Regions from separate parts of the Homo sapiens genome. Here region 1 is linked to region 2. Evidence: read pairs that join two places in POLR2A ChIA-PET (ENCODE). Cell type or tissue: OCI-LY7. All regions are shown on one strand. Links, peaks and the distances in the headings refer to the core of each region. The heading gives the core; the rest is flanking DNA.

Region 1 (2,907 bases), core at 297-2,796, 200 kb before region 2:
GCCATTCTCCTGCCTCAGCCTCCCGACTAGCTGGGATTACAGGTGCCCGCCACCACGCCCGGCTAATTTATTTTGTATTTTTTTAGTAGAGACGGGGTTTCACCGTGTTAGCCAGGATGGTCTTGATGTCCTGACCTCGTGATCTGCCCGCCTCGGCCTCCCAAAGTGCTGGGATCACAGGCGTGAGCCACCGCGCCTGAACTTTTTTTTTTTTTTTTTTTGAGATAGAGTCTCGCTCTGTCGCCCAGGCTGGAGTGCAATGGCGCGGTCTCAGCTCACCGCAAGCTGGGCCTCCCGGGTTCATGCCATTCTCCTGCCTCAGCCTCCAGAGTAGCTGGGACTACAGGCGCCCGCCACCACGCCAGGCTAATTTTTTGTATTTTTGGAAGAGACGGGGTTTCACCGTGTTAGCCAGGATGGTCTCGCTCTCCTGACCTTGTGATCCGCCTGCCTCGGCCTACCAAAGTGCTGGGATTACAGGCGTGAGGCACCGCGCCAGCCTGTTTTTTTTTTTTTTTTTTTTTTTTTTTGAGACGGAGTTTCGTTCTGTCGCCCAGGCTGGAGTGCAATGACGCGATCTCAGCTAGCTGCAACCTCTGTCTCCTGGGTTCAAGGGGTTCTTCTGCCTCAGCCTCCAGAGTAGCTGGGACTACAGGTTCACGCCACCACGCCTGGCTAATTTTTTGTATTTTTTGTAGAGATGGGGGTTTCCCCATATTGGCCAGGCTGGTCTCGAACTCCTGACCTCGTGATCCACCTGCCTCGGCCTACCAAAGTGCTGGGATTACAGGCATGAGCCACTGCGCCCAGCTCAAATATTCATTTAGCTTTTTTATTGCATTAATAAGAGCTCTTTTTTTTTTTTTTTTTTAGACGGAGTTTCGCTCTTGTTGCTCAGGCTGGAGTGCAATGGCGCGATCTCGGCTTACCACAACCTCCACCTCCCAGGTTCCAGCAATTCTCCTGCCTCAGCCTCCGTAGTAGCTGGGACTGCAGACATCCACCACACCCAGCTAATTTTGTATTTTTAGTAGAGATGGGGTTTCTCCATGTTGGTCAGCCTGGTCTTGAACTCCCAACCTTAGGTGATCCGCCTGCCTCGGTCTCCCAAAGTGCTGGGATCACAGGTGTGAGCCACCACGCCCAGCCATGCATTAATAAGAGGTTTCTTTTTTCTTTTCTTTTTTTTTCTTTTAGACAGAGTTTTGCTCTGTTGCCCAGGCTGGAGTGCAGTGGCACGATCTCAGCTCACTGCAAGCTCCACCTCCCGGGTTCACGCCATTCTCCCGCCTCAGCCTCCTGAGTAGCTAGGACTACAGGTGCCCGCCACCACGCCTGGCTAATTTTTTTGTATTTTTAGTAGCGACGGGGTTTTACTGTGTTAGCCAGGATGTTCTCAATCTCCTGACCTCGTGATCCGCCTGCCCCGGCCTCCCAAAGTGTTGGGATTACAGGTGTGAGCCACTGCGCCCGGCCTTAATAAAAGCTTTCTAAGCTTTGTTAATAATACTAATCATAGCCATCATCTTTGTTTTATTAATATTCCTCATTTTTAGAGAGCATTTCAAATATTTTACTTTCAAGTAACTAAAAATTTGATTTTACACGGATTATATAGAGCTATTTTTTTTTTTTTTTTTTTGAGATGGAGTCTCGCTCTGTCCCCCAGGCTGGAGTGCGGTGGCACGATCTCGGCTCACTGCCAGCTCTGCCTCTTGGGTTCACGCCATTCTCCTGCCTCAGCCTCCCGCGTAGCTGGGACTACAGGCGCCTGCCACCACGCCCGGCTAATTTTTTTGTATTTTTTTTATAGTAGAGACAGGGTTTCACCGTGTTAGCCAGGATGGTCTCGATCTCCTGACCTCCTGATCCGCCCCCCCTCGGCCTCCCAAAGTGCTGGGATTACAGGCGTGAGCCACCGCGCCCGGCCTATATAGGGTTATTTTTATCCACACTCCTGGGCTGTTGTTTTTGCCTTAGGAATCTGACAAATATTCATATTTCCTTGTTATGTTATCAGTGTTGATATTCTACTTTCGGCCTTCCATTTTATCTTCTATCTCTACTATTATTTATTTGCTTGTTTATTTATTTATTTATTTATTTATTTATTTTTTGAGACAGGGTCTCACTGTTGCTTAGGCTGGAGTACAGTGGCAAAACTCGATCAAGGCTCACTGTGGCCTTGACCTCCCGGGGCTCAGGTGATTCTCCTACCTTCGCCTCCAGAGTAGCTGGGACTACAGGCACGCACCACCACACCCAGCTAATTTTTGTATTTTTTGTAGAGATGGGGTTTCATCATGTTGGCCAGGCTGTTCTCCAACTCCTGGGCTCAAGCTATCCAACCTCCTTGGCCTCCCAAAGTGCTGGGATTATAGGCATAACCTACCACACTCGGTTTTCCTCGTTATTCTAGGAGACATTCCGGAATTTGTACATTTGTTGCTGATTTCATTTTCAGGAGCATCAGTTCTGCCTTTTGCTCTTTCCAATAAGGATCTTCTTTCCTTTCTCCCCTCCCCTCCCTCCGCCCCCGCTTTTTTTTTTTTTTTTTCTTTATTAATAGAGATGGGATTTCACCCTGTTGCCCAGGCTGGTCTCAAACTCCTGGGCTCAAGCTATCTGCCCATCTGGGCCTCCCAAAGCCCAGGGATTAAGGGAGTAAGCCACTGCACCTGGCCCCAGTAAGGGGTTGAAAGCTCAGGAATTAATAGTCAGCTTCCTTTTTTGTTCATCCTGTTGTTTGTTCATTTCAGTCTATTGCCTTCTTATAATTTCCTTCTTTACAAGGACTATTTCTCCTTGTTTTGTTTTTGTTTTTTTTTGAGACGGAGTCTCACTCTGTCACCCAGGCTGGAGTGCAATGGCGTGATCTCGGCTCACTGCAACCTCTGCCTCCTGGGT
Region 2 (2,907 bases), core at 221-2,720:
CGGGGAACAGGGGTGGCGCGCTGGGGACCGCGCCCGCACGGAGCCGGGGCGCGAGGAGACCTGCTCCGCTCAGCGTCGGGCACGATGCCCACCTCTGTCTGAAGACTTGGAATGAGCTCCCTCTCCCCAACCGCGAAACGGGAGCGGTGCAAGCCCCTAGTCCCTCATCTGCGATTCCCAAGCTCCAAAGCTGCCTGGAAGCCCAGAAGTTTTTCGTAATCCAATTGGTGGCAAAATTGCGCTTGAACTGATGTGAGGCTGTTGATGGTCTTTATTTGTCAAACTTGTGTGAATATTCATGTTTTGCTGCAGAAATGCAAATGAGCTCGATGACCGGCTGCTGCCCCAAGCCCTGCTGGGAGGTTATGTGACCTACAGCAGGTGTGTGCCCCATAGTCTCTTTCCAAGTCCCAGCTGTTCTGTATTCCGAAGCGCATCTGGGCACGGAACGGGGGATTGCGGGCTTGCCGCCGGCTCAACAGCCTTGCCAGTCTCCCAGGAGCCTGGGGTCAGATGAGAGGGTGGATGTGAAACTCAGGCGTCTGCTTCCCTTTGAGGGTGCTTCCAACATTTCAGATGGGTTTGTTTGGGTGCTTCCAACATTGATGGGTTTGTTTCAGAAAGGCGTCCGGTTATGGTGAGGTTGTTTTTTTTCTCTCTTCAGAATCCGGTTGTGTTAATCAGGGAAATCGAAAATAAAGCACGTTTTAAAAACACGCTTACATCCTCAGAACACTCTGGGCGACCCTGACATTTTGAACTTTAGGAACTTTTCAAGGAGGGGCAGCCCGAGTGGGAAAAAGAGATGCTCAGAACCGTTCTTTCATCTGCCACCAGCTGTGTGATGATCTAGGGGCAGTTCCCTTCCTCTCTCAGGGTCTCGGTTTGTTCTTTAGCCCAAAGGGAGGGGATGGACAGATGACCGCTGAACCTTGGGAGCCTCTGATTTCTTTCGCTGTGCCTGATGTCATTACCATGAACACTGATGCCCACCATGTGCCAGGACTGAGTCCGGGATGCCCAAACGAAGAGACACGCCTCCGTAGGCCCGCTGCTGGATGTTCCCTCCGCTCGACTCGTTACAATGCAGAGCTCAGGTTTCGAGACTAGGGAAAGGGCAACTGGACTCTGCTGGGTCACCTGCCAGTTGCTGACAGCCACTTAACTTACACGCGAGGACGCTCCCCCAGGCCCAGCGTCCTCTGGTGTAAGCACAATACCTAAGGATTAGGGTTGTGAGCCCTAAACGAGGTAAGGCTTCTAAGCACTTGGCAGCAGCAGGGGGTCCACCCAGACTGTCCGGGTCGTCCTGGTTTGGCTTCCTTAGGACTGTGCCGCTTTCACTCGAGCTCCTGCAGCGGCAGCCCGCCGCCTTGTGGCCAGGGTGGAAAACGGCACCCGGCGGACAGGGCAGGAGACCACGGCTGTTTCCTGTTTCGCGCCCCTGCCAGCCAGCAGGCAGCTTCTCTGGGATGGATGGCTGGATGCCAGCGCTCTTCCCCCGCAGCGCCCCTCCGTTTCCTGCCCAGGCTCCCGGTGGCGCACTTCCCGGCCTCTCCACATTCTCTGTCCTGTAGGAGGGTTCCTGCCCGTCTGAGCGGAGCCCCTGGAGGTGGGGGAATGGCCTTATTCTTTGAACCTCGCATCCGGCCCAGGGTCTGGCTCAGACAGAGTGCACAGAGTGTGTGCTGAGGAGGGCGCAGGTGCGGCAGCCCCTTACCTATGAGCCAGGCCTCTGTAGGTCTGCCCAAGGGCCACCACCAGGCCCCAGGACCAAAGAGGAAGGAGACTGCCCAGGTCCTGACATCTCCTGAGAAGACAGATGACCCTGGCTGCCAGGGCGCCTGCCAGGTGGCCCCTCTGCCCATCCTTCCTCCAGCTCCCAGCAGGTTCCCAGTTGCAGTGGCATATGGGGGGAGGGGCACAGGTGATGAGGGCAGGGGACTTACCCGGGGGGAACTAGGACATTGGCCAGAGACAGGCTGCTCCTTGGCCCCACTTGTGGCCCTAATTCACTGTGTGACCTCCACAAGTCACTTTGCATCTCTGGTCCTGTTTCCTACCCTGTGCAATGTGCTGTTGCACTCCAGCCTGGATGACAGAGCAAGATTCTCTCTCTTAAAAAAAAAATCTTAATTCAGTTCTAATTCACTTCTCGAGGAGAGTCATGTATCTGGTAACCTTGGCATTGTTGCATGTAAGAGAAAACCAGAAAGGAAGTGATAGAGGCTTCCAAAACACTGTCACATAAATGAGCTATTAATTGAATTTTTACAACTGGCTAATGAGCTTTAGTATTTAGAATCACCGAATTCTATAGAGATGAACTGCTCTTTTAAAAGATCATGTGTTTTTAAACTCATGTTCAATGAGCCGATTATTTCATGAGGGTGCCAGGTGACATAGTGAAGACCACATATGCACAGAGTGATAGAACGCTGGCAGGTCCCAAGCCCTTTTCTGTGATTCTTCTCTTACCTCACCACTATCCTGCTCTTGACAGGATTATGGTTTCTTTGCACTCTCTTCCCTTTCTTCAGCCAGACCTTTCTGGAAGAAATCATTCATTTAAATTAAAAATAGATATATTTTTTATATCTATTTTCTCTCACCAGTATCCTGCTCTTGAAAGGCTTATGGTTTCTTTGCACTCTCTTCCCTTCAGCCAGATCTTTCTGGAAGAAATCATTCATTTAAATAAAAAATAGATATACCTTGCTAGGTCCTTCGGATATTTAGGTTCAAGTGAAAAAGAAGGTAAAGAATAGGAAAATGCCTTTAAGGCCAGGTGCTGTGGCTCACACCTGTGATGGGATGCCAAGGCAGGCGAGGATCAATTGAGCCCAGGAGTTCAAGAAACAGCCTGGGCAACATGGCAAATCCCCATCTCTACAAAAAATGCAAAAA

Evidence for each region. Peaks named below come from ENCODE experiments on the same cell type or tissue, not always from the same donor. Only the 100,000 strongest peaks of a DNase experiment are listed, where the experiment ranks them.
Region 1: POLR2A ChIA-PET joins it to region 2 with 5 read pairs; 2 of 35 experiments call an interaction of 5 or more read pairs at or near these places.

Annotation. Positions count from the first base shown.
Region 1 is chr17:68,001,748-68,004,654 of GRCh38, forward strand. No RefSeq gene overlaps it. Among named protein-coding and RNA genes, the nearest start is that of C17orf58, 6.7 kb to the left of the region's middle. In OCI-LY7, for the core only: no CTCF peak of the experiment used is centred there; no DNase peak of the experiment used is centred there.
Region 2 is chr17:68,199,587-68,202,493 of GRCh38, forward strand. It overlaps the pseudogene ARHGAP27P2. Among named protein-coding and RNA genes, the nearest start is that of AMZ2, 47 kb to the right of the region's middle. RefSeq lists a silencer at 1-55 and an enhancer at 712-1,528. In OCI-LY7, for the core only: CTCF peaks have their summits at 1,379 (motif pointing left) and 1,578; DNase peaks (open chromatin) are centred at 342, 596, 1,365, 1,665 and 1 weaker place; H3K4me3 peaks cover 2,080 bases; H3K27ac peaks cover 2,230 bases.